Linked DNA regions of Homo sapiens: region 1 is linked to region 2. The links are chromatin loops, found by intact Hi-C in ENCODE. Cell type or tissue: natural killer cell. All regions are shown on one strand. Each heading gives the region's core, and the rest is flanking DNA. Links, peaks and the distances in the headings are about the cores only.

Region 1 (5,377 bases), core at 49-5,048, 65 kb before region 2:
CCTAACTGACTGAGTGACTCAATGTCTATTTCAATCTCCTTTGAGTATGCCTTCCCATACTGCAGAATTGGGAAGCCAAAAACTACATTTTCCAAATTCCCCAGGTAGAGTTTCTAAGGATGTGACTTAGGTTGTGACAATTAGACACACTGACATAAGACTCCAAATTCAGAGTTGAATGAGTTGTTGGGGCACAAGGCGGGCAGGGCAGGAAGCATCTATTCTGCTTGTGCGGAGCACAGCAACCCTAGGTTGTGAGTTTGCTAGCTCAGCTGACACTCCCTAACTGTGGCAGAAGCAGCAACTCCCCTGGCAACTCAGTTCTGAGTGTGACTTTGTTCCTAGTAATTCAGCCTCAAATCCACTTCTTCAGCTCTCCCACTGATTCTGTAAGCCAATTAATACCTTGCAATAATCTTTTTGGCTTAAACTAGCTAGGGAAGGCTATGCTTTCTGCACCTGAACCATGACCAATGTAGTCAGCGAAACCTGAGCCTTTGAGAAAAAGCTGAGGAGAAGCCAGAAAAGTAGCAGTAAAACCAGGACAGGCTGCTACCCTACAATCAAGACAGAAGAGAGTTTCAATAAGCAATGAAACACTGCAGAGAGGCCAAGACAGACACAAATATGAAGTAAAAACGATTCAGCCAGGAGGTCAAAGATGATGTGGAGAGGAGCCATTTCATGGAGTGGCAGGGGAGGAAGCCATATTGCAGGTGGTTGAGGAGAGTCTTCCATTTTATTTGGACTTAATTTTTTTGAGACAGGTCTCGCTCTGTGGCCCAGGCTGGAGTGCAGTGGCGTGATCTCGGTTCATTGCAACCTCCACCTCCCGGGTTCAAGCAATTCTCTGCCTCAGCCTCCTGAGTAGTTGGGATTACAGGCACACACCACCACGCCCGGCTAATTTTTGTATGTTTAGTAGAGATGGTGTTTCACCATGTTGGCCAGGCTGGTCTTGATCTCCTGACCTTGTGATCGATCCGCCTTAGCCTCCCAAAGTGCTGGGATTACAGGAGTGAGCCACCACGCCCCACGTGGACTCAATTTATGAAGTAAGAGTCAGGTGCTGACTACATGATGTGAGAGGTACAGGAAGGTTTTTACATTTCCTATTACTGTGCCTAGAAGCCTACATGGTGGCCCAATCAGGAGGTAGGAATTTTTCTTCTGTCGTCATCTATTAAAGGGGCTCTAGCCCCAACTCTGCCACTGGGAGTTCTGTGAAATAGTTCTCTGAAATTCCATTTTAAAAGAGAAAAAGTTCTTTAGAAAATGGGCATATGGCTAGGTGCAGCTGCTCACACCTGCAATTCCGGCACGTTGGGAGGCCAAGGTGGGAGAATTGCTTGAGCCCAGGAGTTTAAGACCAGCCTGGGCAACATAGCAAGACGCTATCTCTAAAAAAAAATACAAAAATTAGCCGGGTATGGTGATGTATACCTGTAGTCCCCACTACTCAGAAGGCTGAGGTGGGAGGATTGCTTGAGCTAAAGAGGTCGAGGCTGCAGTGAGCTAGGATTGAGCCACTGCACTCCAGCCTGGGCAATGGAGTGACACCCCGTCTCAAGAAAGAAAGAAAGAAAGAGAGAAAGAGAGAAAGAGAGAAAGAGAGAAAGAGAGAAAGAGAGAAAGAGAGAGAGAGAGAGAGAGAGAGAGAGAGAAGGAAGGAAGGAAGGAAGGAAGGAAGGAAGGAAGGAAGGAAGGAAGGAGAGAGAGAGAGAGAGAGAAAGAAGGAAGGAAGGAAGGAAGGAAGGAAGGAGAAAGAAAGAAAGAAAAAGAAAGAAAGAAAGAAAGAAAGAAAGAAAGAAAGAAAGAAAGAAAGAAAGAAAGAAAAGACAAAGAAAACAGGCATACTAATACCTGTCCTGCCTTCTGCACAGGCAGAATGGTGAAAGAGATAAGAGCACAGGATTTGGACTTGGTCAGACCCAGGCTTTAATCCTGATTTTGCCGCTAGTTAGCTGTGTGACCTTGGGCAAGTTATGTATACCTAGCTTTCTCCTCTGGAAATTAGGGATAAGAGTATCAGCTTCACAGTGATTATGACGATTAGTTGAGGTATGTAAGGCATTCAGCACAGTGACTGGCAGGTAGCAAGCTCTCAGAAGATGACAGTTAATTTCATAAGTGGTCCAAAATACCTTTTGGGAGATAATGCTCACGAGTGTTTTATTCACAGGGTTGCTGGCCAAATGAGAAAATGCACAGGAAAGCAAAATGTAACAGGCCTATCAGGATGAAAACACTGTGAGAAAGGTCACACATTAAACCACAAATGTTTTGGGTTCCTTGACAACTAGATTGTGCTACAGAGTTGGTAGGGTAGGGAGGAAGAGGAGAAGCTGAACTTCAACTGCTGCAGTTTTTCCTGGGGCTGGCCCTTGTTAGAATAATAGACACTCTACCATAGAGAGGCAGTTGATTCACCTATACCTGTTGGATAAAAAAGAAAACCATGTGGCTGGTGGAGCTGAGAAAGTGGAAAGAATAAAGGGAGCAGAAGATATATTGCTTGAAATCAGGCAAAAGTTCCATATATCAAAAGCCTCATTCTGGCTGACTTCATCACCAAACTCCCCTCCCAGAGGCCTCTGCCTGGGCTTTTGCAGAAAACATGTACAAACTCTATGCAAAGTAAGAATCCAAAATAGCTTATTTAGAAATAAACCACCTGCTTGTACAAACAGGAAGATCTGAAATCCCTGGAGTTGGGCAAGTGAGTTCCTTGCTTCCCTGCCTAGCCCAGCCTCCTACTGGACCCCCACTACCACAAAGGGATGGAATTACACTCCTTTCTCTCCAGCCTCTTTGCTTTGCTTTTTCCTTTTATTTTTAGTTGTCATGTAATAATTGTACAAATTGATGGGATATGGAGTGCTATTTCTTTTTCTTTTTTTTTTTGAGATGGAGTCTCGCTCTTTCACCCAGGCTGGAGTGCAGTGGTGCAATCTCAGCTCACTGCAACCTCCGCCTCCCGGGTTCAAGCGATTCTCCTGCCTCAGCCTCCTGAGTAGCTGTGACTACAGGCACGCATCACCATGCCCAGCTAATTTTTTGTATTTTTAGTAGAGACGGGGTTTCACAATGTTAGCCAGGTTGGTCTCAATCTCCTGACCTTGTGATCAGCCTGCCTCAGCCTCCCAAAGTGCTGGGATTACAGGCGTGAGCCACCGCACCCAGCTGGAGTGCTATTTTAATACATGCATACAATGAGTAATGATCAAATCAGGGTAATTAGCATATCATCACTTCAAACACTTACCATTTCTTTGTGTTGTGAACATTCAAAATCATCTTGTAGCTTTTTGAGAATATACAATAAATTATAATTAACCACATTCGCAAAGCACCAGAACTCTCACCCTCCTCCCCTCCCTCACCCACCCTTCCCAGCCTCTAATACTCACAATTCTACTCTCTACTTCCATGGGCTCAAAAAATTTATTTTATCTCCCACATGAGTGAGATCATGCGGTATTTGTCTTTCAGTGCTTGGTGTATTTCACTTAACATAAAGTCCTCCAGGCTCATCTATGCCATGAATGACAGGATTTTCTTCTTTTTTATTCCAACCCCTTTTCTTTGTTCCTTCTCATGGGAACACATCAATAAAGGCACCTACTGGTGGCCAAAGGGGGCTCTCTGATGCCACCACCCCATTCCCTATCCTACCCTTTATCCCATCCTTTATTCCTGTCAGAGACTAAACAGAGACAGGGGAATGAGTTTTCACTGTGGATTACTTAATTTTTTTAGGTCACAGTGTTCTAATCAGTAATCATCCATCTTTCTGTTACCTCATTCTGTGAGGCGAAGAATTTAAAGCCTGCTTGAATTCAAGGTCAGGCTGCCTTCTGCAGCTGGAGGCATCCCCAGCAGGCCAAGGCTTCACTCTCTCAGCTGGTGTCAGGGACCCTTAGGGAGTGGACAGAATAGCATGTGGAAAGAGGCAGTGTGACCAGCCTTGCCACCTGTTTCACAGGTGGCACTGCTGGCTGAGTCAGTCTGCTAAGGAGGACAGCCCTGGAACTGGTCAGAGAAGGCTTAGTAAATCTCTTCTGATTGCTAACCTCTGAGACCTCACAGCCTATAATTTCCCAAGACAGACCTGTTATTACAAACAGTCAACCTAGTAATCACTGCCCAAGCCCAGGTGTCCTGAAGAAGTAGGGTGGAAGCTTGCATTGAAAAAGGAAAATGATAAGGAGATATTTGCCCAGCAAAGATATTCTGTAGAACAGATAACATGGGCACATTGTACTGCCTTCCTCCATCTTCCCACAGCACCTACCAAAGTCCTGGCAAGCCATCAAATTAGGCTTATAGGTAGCTGCCCTTTCTGAAGGCTACATTCAAATTTTTCTAAAAGATAATTTGATTTCATTCAGTTCAACCCAGTGAGTTTATACATTTATTTTAGCATCTATTCTATGCTTGGTACTGTGAGGATGAGCCATGAATTAAAACATCAGGTCAGCGTATACTCGACACAGTTGTAGAAATGAGAACCTTTACTTTTTCACAGTGAAGACCGAGGAAGCTGAAAAGAATGCTTTTGGTTTTCTTCCCTCTACCCCAGACTCTCCCAAGGCCATACTTTTCTCTCTCTCTCTCACTCTGGGGGAAGAAATATTGAAATTTTTTATCTAAGGCTTTTTCCTAGAATTTGAACTGCATAGGGAACATTGCTTCATCATCAACATTTTCTTTCATTTTCAACCTCTTTCCACCTGCCCTAAAAACATGTTTGAATCTAACCCACCCCTACTGTTCTTTCTCTACCTTCATTTCTTCCTGGGATACAGTTTTTCATCTTTTGCTCATGCAATTAATTATTCATTCATTAATTTAACAAATATTTAGTGATGAACAGTATGAGTAAGGCCCTTTCCTACGCTGGAGACAAAAATGAATAAAGCCTTGTTCCTTTAATGAAGCAGTCCCTAACCTTTTTTGACACCAGGAACTGTGTGGCCTAAGTGAGTTACATATTCCCTCTGAGACTCAGTTTACCCTAAGATTCTGTTAACTGGGAATAACTATGTATTTGAGAGTTATTGTGAGGGTTAAATGATATATCGTGTGAAAAGCTCCTGTCACATGGTCAGTGCTAAACAAATATTAGTCACCTTTCCTTGCATGACACTATACATTCTTAGCTCTTTGCCCATTTCTCAGACTGCTTAACCTAGAATTTCTTTGCTGGATCTGTGTTATCCCTATCCCCCTGAATTGTAGGCATTACTTAATAGAAATTTGTTTTTGAGGGTTACCCAGGATCCCCTCACCAAAATTCCAGGGAAAGTTCAGGACTGTAGTTTGGAGACCCCGCCCCTTCCCACTTCCAGCACCATCCCTCATCCCCAGCCTGAGT
Region 2 (5,377 bases), core at 68-5,067:
CATTGGGAATCCTTGCAGAGCTCAGGAGAGATAAGCATTAAAACAGGGTAATAGTTTCACGGGAGAGAAATGACTCTCATTTCCTCTGTAACATCAAACCTAAACTTTCACTAATTCCACTGCACCTAGCCCACTCCCTTCCTCATTACTCCCCAGTAGCCCCTCTGCTCACAGACCTACCAGGAAGTCATACCATTCCTATGCTCTTATTTTGCCTCTTTGCTAGAATGCCCCAATTCTCACTTGTCTGAGCTCTATCCAGCCTTCTAGGGCTAACACAAGCCCACTTCCCCCCAACGCTGCCCCAGGATACTCCGAGTTTGTTCTCTTCTATAGATCTATTTGTATTTCGCTCTAGTTTACACTTGTTTATGTGTGTCATCTGGTGTTGTTGGCTGTTGATTCATGAAGTTTGACTCTTCTAAGCTTCTTGAGGTAAAGGGTCTTATTGTATTCTTCCTCTGCGGCCTTTGTAGCCTGGAATAGTGTTGAATAGATAATCCTTGCTCTGAAAAAGATTTCTGGTTGATCAAAATTACAAGACTTGAGATTATCCAGTTAATAAAAATTCTTGAGGAAGATTTAAATTTCAGCTGTCCAGGAGCTGGAGTGAACCCTGTGCAAAGGAGATTGTTCTAAGGTAGAATCTTGGTCAGCTGATAGTCACATCAGGTTAGGTAGGAGGGTGTGGGAACAGAGGCCAGAAGTGAGGGAGGGGCTCTCTTACTCAGTGCAGCCACCTGGGAAGGCTGGGAGGCTTCAACATCATGATGACAATATGTGGTTTCCTCCAAAACGGGCTCAAATTTTACAGCTGGTCCTTTGAATCATGGAAGCATTGCCCATACCTGCTTGGTGAAAGTGAGGCCTAAGAGGGAGGGGGGCAGACCCCACTTGACAGTGGTTTCTGAAGTTAATGATGATAAAAGAATTATAACTCATGGTACCATTTTTGTAGCTGTGTTAGCTGCTCTCAAAGGGAGAATTTCATGGCAGAGGAAGAGGTGGTTGCTAAGGAAATGACAGAAAAAAAGAAAACAACCCAAACCCTCTTTCTGACCACAAGTTTAGAATTTTTCTTTTCTTTTTTCTTTTTTTTTTTTTTTTTTTGAGGCAGAGTTTCACTCTTGTTGCCCACGCTGGAGTGCAATGGCGTGATCTTGGCTCACTGCAACCTCCACCTCTCTGGTTCAAGTGATTCTCCTGCCTCAGCCTTCTGAGTAGTTGGGATTACAGGAGCCTGCTAACACACCCAGCTAATTTTTTGTATTTTTAGTAGTGACGGGGTTTCACTATATTGGCCAGGCTGGTCTTGAACTTCTGACCTCAGGTGATCTGCCCACCTCAGCCTCCCAAAGTGCTGGGATTACAGGTGTGAGCCACCATGCGTGACCTTAGAATTTTTCATGACCTTGCACTACCAAAGGGAAATTTAAGTCCTTTCTTGTTGTTGTTTTTGAGATGAAGTCTCGCTTTGTCACCCAGGCTGGAGTGCAGTGGCACGATCTCGGCTCACTGCAACCTCCTCCTCCTGGGTTCAAGTGATTCTCCTGCCTCAGCCTCCCTAGTAGCTGGGATTACAGGCACCGGCCACCATGCCCAGCTAATTTTTGTATTTTTAGTAGAGATGGTGTTTCAGCATGTTGGTCAGGGTGGTCCCGAACTCCTGACCTCAAGCAGTCCACCCACCTCAGCCTCCCAAAGTGCTGGGATTTACAGGCGTGAGCCACTGTCCCTGGCTGGGAAATTTAAGCCCTTTTTACCCTCAGAGGACAGATCTTTGCAACCCTCTCATTCCTGAGAGGTAAGGAATCATATTCTGAGTTAGAGCCTATGGTGGTTGTATCCCTGGACTCTCAGGTTCCTTTGTGGCTATTGGGTTACACACTCCAGGGGGTGGAGTTATTAAGAAGACCCTGAGATCTCTGTGGCTGCATTTTAAAGATCTCATTTGTAAGGGAAATGATGATTCTGCCAATTTCTCTCCCCTTGTGCACCTTTTCTTTTGAAGTTAAAGTTAATATCCCTTTGGACTTGTACCTCTCTGCTTCTTAGTTCTATAAATCTCTTCCTAGTTTATTTTCTGAAAGAGTGAAGTAGAAATAATTTCCAGAAAATAACTTGTCAACATAAAGTCATGAGGGAGGCTGGTGATATGAGAAATAGAAGGAACTGTCAGAGCTCTGCAGTCATGGTCTTCTGCAGACCAATAATAAGGCAGTATCATGTTCCGTCCTTTCTCCCTCAGAACAGACAGATGCCAGTTAGTTCCCAGGTCTGAATTGTGCTCTCTTCCAATCGCTAAACTACTAAAACCCAAAGTTTTAGTCTTTAGAAATTCAGTTGAGTTGTCAGTTTATAAGAACCTGCTATGTGATGGATACGCTATTTTAAGGATATGAAGATTAGTAGGAATTGTGTGGTTATATATTATTTAACTCTGGATGCAGGAATCGTCTGATTGGTTTGGGTTCCCAAAGATGAGAGAAATAGCCTTGATTTTAGACAGCATGCAGACAGGGATACTGGGAGCATCTTTGGGGATTCCTTCTTCTATAGTCACTGGGGTTATACCCAGTGACTCACCTTGATTTCTCCCAGCCATAAAATCAGACTGGTAATTTCATCTGGTTTGCTCTCTACTTCACAAGAGGTAGTAGAAGACTATATCTAAAGAATAGAGCACTTTAATTCCCCAGAACTCCAACAAGCCCAGCACCCCCAGATTATATGTTGCTAACAGCAACAGGGCAACTTGAGAAGTTATCCCACATCCCAGGCCCATTCCTGTAGTTCGTCCACCAAGGTCAGTTGGAGAAACTTCCATCCAGAACTGAACTCTAAGGCACTCGGATCCCTCTGCTGGCTGATAGCAGAAGCACCACTTAGCTTTTTCTTTTCTTTTTGTTTTCAAATGAATTCAGGTATTCTAATTAGCATTTTCTTTCTCTCTCCCACACTCCCTCTTTCTGTGTTTCTCTTTCTGGCTGACTGTAATCCTTAATACACTTCTCTTGGTGTCTTTAATTCCTACATTGAGCTTGAGTTCATAGCCCATTCCTGGTAGAAGACCACTGTCTGATGGGTGCTGGCTAAATGAATGCCTCAATACAGGGTTACAGGGGCTGCCATAGAAATAGGTTCAAGGTATGGAGGGGACATTAGGCCCTGAACTCATGAATGATTCCTGCATCTCATATCAGTGATGGTCATAATAATGGCAAGTAGTTATGCAGACTTGGAACCAAGCACTTTGTTAAACACTTTACAGCCATTATGTCATATAGTTCTTTTTCAGCCCTGTAAGGCAGCTTCTCTGTCATTTACTCCACAGATAACAAAGCTCAGGCTGGATTCATGCAGCTTGTTGATGGTGGGGCTCAGGATGTGAGTTCAGGTCTCTCTGGCACCAATGTCATAACTGCAAACTACAATGACTTCAGATACTCCAGGCTTTCCAAGCCCATATCTTGGCAGAAGTTCTTTGACCTTGCTCTCTGCCTAGAAGTCTCTTCCGCCTTTATCTTTTCTCAGGAATTCTGATTTTTCCTTCAAGATTCAGTTCAGGGTCACTTCAAGAGGGCTATACCCCCATCCTTTCCCTGTTTTGGTTGTTTGCTGAGACCTCTGTGAACCAGTGTTTGTCTCTAATGGAGCACTTATTGCACATTTTTGTGTTGATTCCCCTACATGTCTGTCTCCCCAGTAAACTTTGATCTCTTTGAAGGCAGGAAGTGTATCTTACCAGTCTTTGTATCCCTAGTACCTAGTACCTAGCACAGAGCCCAGCTCATAGCAATAAAAATGACAGCAATATTTCACATTTACTACGCACTTACCTTGGGCTGGGCAGAGTGCTAAGCACTTCATTTTTTAGACCCTCTCATTTAACTATCACACAACCCATATAATATATAGAATTATGAAGAAACTGAGGCTGAGAGAATTCTATAACTTGCCCAAGGTCACCCCAGTAAGTGGCAAAACTGGAGCTTGACTCCAGGTCTCCCTGAACTTCTTTACATTTTATTAATTTTCATGCCCTACACTTTTTTACCTGATTAGGTATTTTTTCTCTTCCAATATTGATTGAGACGTATGAGTAGGAATTACATTTTCTTTGCTAAAATTAGTAAGCACCTTGAACAGTACTTGCTGTATGTGCTCCAGTACTTGCTGTATGTGCTTGCTGTATGTGCTCCATTTAGATAAATCAGATATTAAATTTTTCTGAAGAAAAAAGCTTGGGAAACATAATTACATAAGGTAACTAGAAATGATCAAAATCTATTTCTTTACCTAGCAACTTCAGATGAAATTTTGCAGCAGTTTCATGAAATATTTTATGAAATAATTGCTGTATTCGTCTGTCACTGAGAAATACAAGTGTAAGTTAAGCATTTCTGAAGCCTGAAATTCACCGAGTGCAGTTTTAATTACCCAAGAGAAGCAAATCTAAAACTACTTGCTTTTCAGAGCATAATTTAAAAAATGAACAACAGTCTTTGCAATGAGATTTTATGTTAAATTTAGGTCACATGTTAATTTTAACTGTTAGGATATCCTAGAATGTGCATTGTTCTTTACCAACCTAACTGACGAGTCAATTTGCCTGTCTTAAATATGAGGCTTAGTCAGTTGCTCACCTCATATTTTCAAAGTACCAGTGAAATTAGTGGATAGTTTAAGATTAGGTAGGTGCTAAAGAAATACAGTCTATCATTAGCTATATCAATATTTGTAATTCTTATACTTCAATATGATATTTCATGCTATTAAAGCCTGTTTATTACATTTTAATATCGAGAAAAGCCCATATCCTTTAAAGGTTACCTTACTTATAATTAAATCTTGATAATCATTAAGTCATTGGTATCACTAAATTATGTTAGGGTAGCTAACATTTCCATTTTACAAGATGTAACTTTGCCTCACACTGAGTGTAGTAAACATAGAATATTGGGACAGGCCAGGCATGGTGGCTTAACGCCTGTAATTCCAGCACTTTTGGAGGATGAGGTGGGAAGATCATTTGAGGTTAGAAGTTCGAGACCAGCCTGGCCAACATGGTGAAACCCCATCTCTACTAAAAATATAAAAATTAGCTGGGTGTGGTGGTGCATGCCTGTAATACCAGCTACTTGGGAGGCTGAGGCAGGAGAATTGCTTGAACCCGGGAGACGGAAGTTGCAGTGAACCAAGATTGCGCCACTGCATCCCAGCTGGGCGACAGAGCAAGACCCTGTTTCAAAAAAAATCTTCGGGAGGCTGAGGTGGGCGGATCACCTGAGGTCGGGCGTTCCAGACCAGCCTGACCAACATGGAGAAACCCCATCTCTACTGAAAATACAAAATTAGCCAGGCGTGGTGGCACATG

The links. A loop is a pair of places that touch in the nucleus more often than their neighbours do. Peaks named below come from ENCODE experiments on the same cell type or tissue, not always from the same donor. Only the 100,000 strongest peaks of a DNase experiment are listed, where the experiment ranks them.
Region 1: it touches region 2 in a loop (6-fold over the local background); 2 of 110 quality-filtered maps call a loop at or near these places.

Annotation. Positions count from the first base shown.
Region 1 is chr6:52,331,721-52,337,097 of GRCh38, forward strand. No RefSeq gene overlaps it. Among named protein-coding and RNA genes, the nearest start is that of PAQR8, 28 kb to the right of the region's middle. In natural killer cell, for the core only: no CTCF peak of the experiment used is centred there; DNase peaks (open chromatin) are centred at 231 and 2,271; H3K27ac peaks cover 1,468 bases.
Region 2 is chr6:52,397,114-52,402,490 of GRCh38, forward strand. The region is part of intron 1 of PAQR8 (progestin and adipoQ receptor family member 8); the gene reads left to right. Among named protein-coding and RNA genes, the nearest start is that of EFHC1, 21 kb to the right of the region's middle. RefSeq lists an enhancer at 1,376-1,435. In natural killer cell, for the core only: a CTCF peak has its summit at 2,849 (motif pointing left); DNase peaks (open chromatin) are centred at 1,008, 2,848, 3,336 and 3,718; H3K27ac peaks cover 1,262 bases.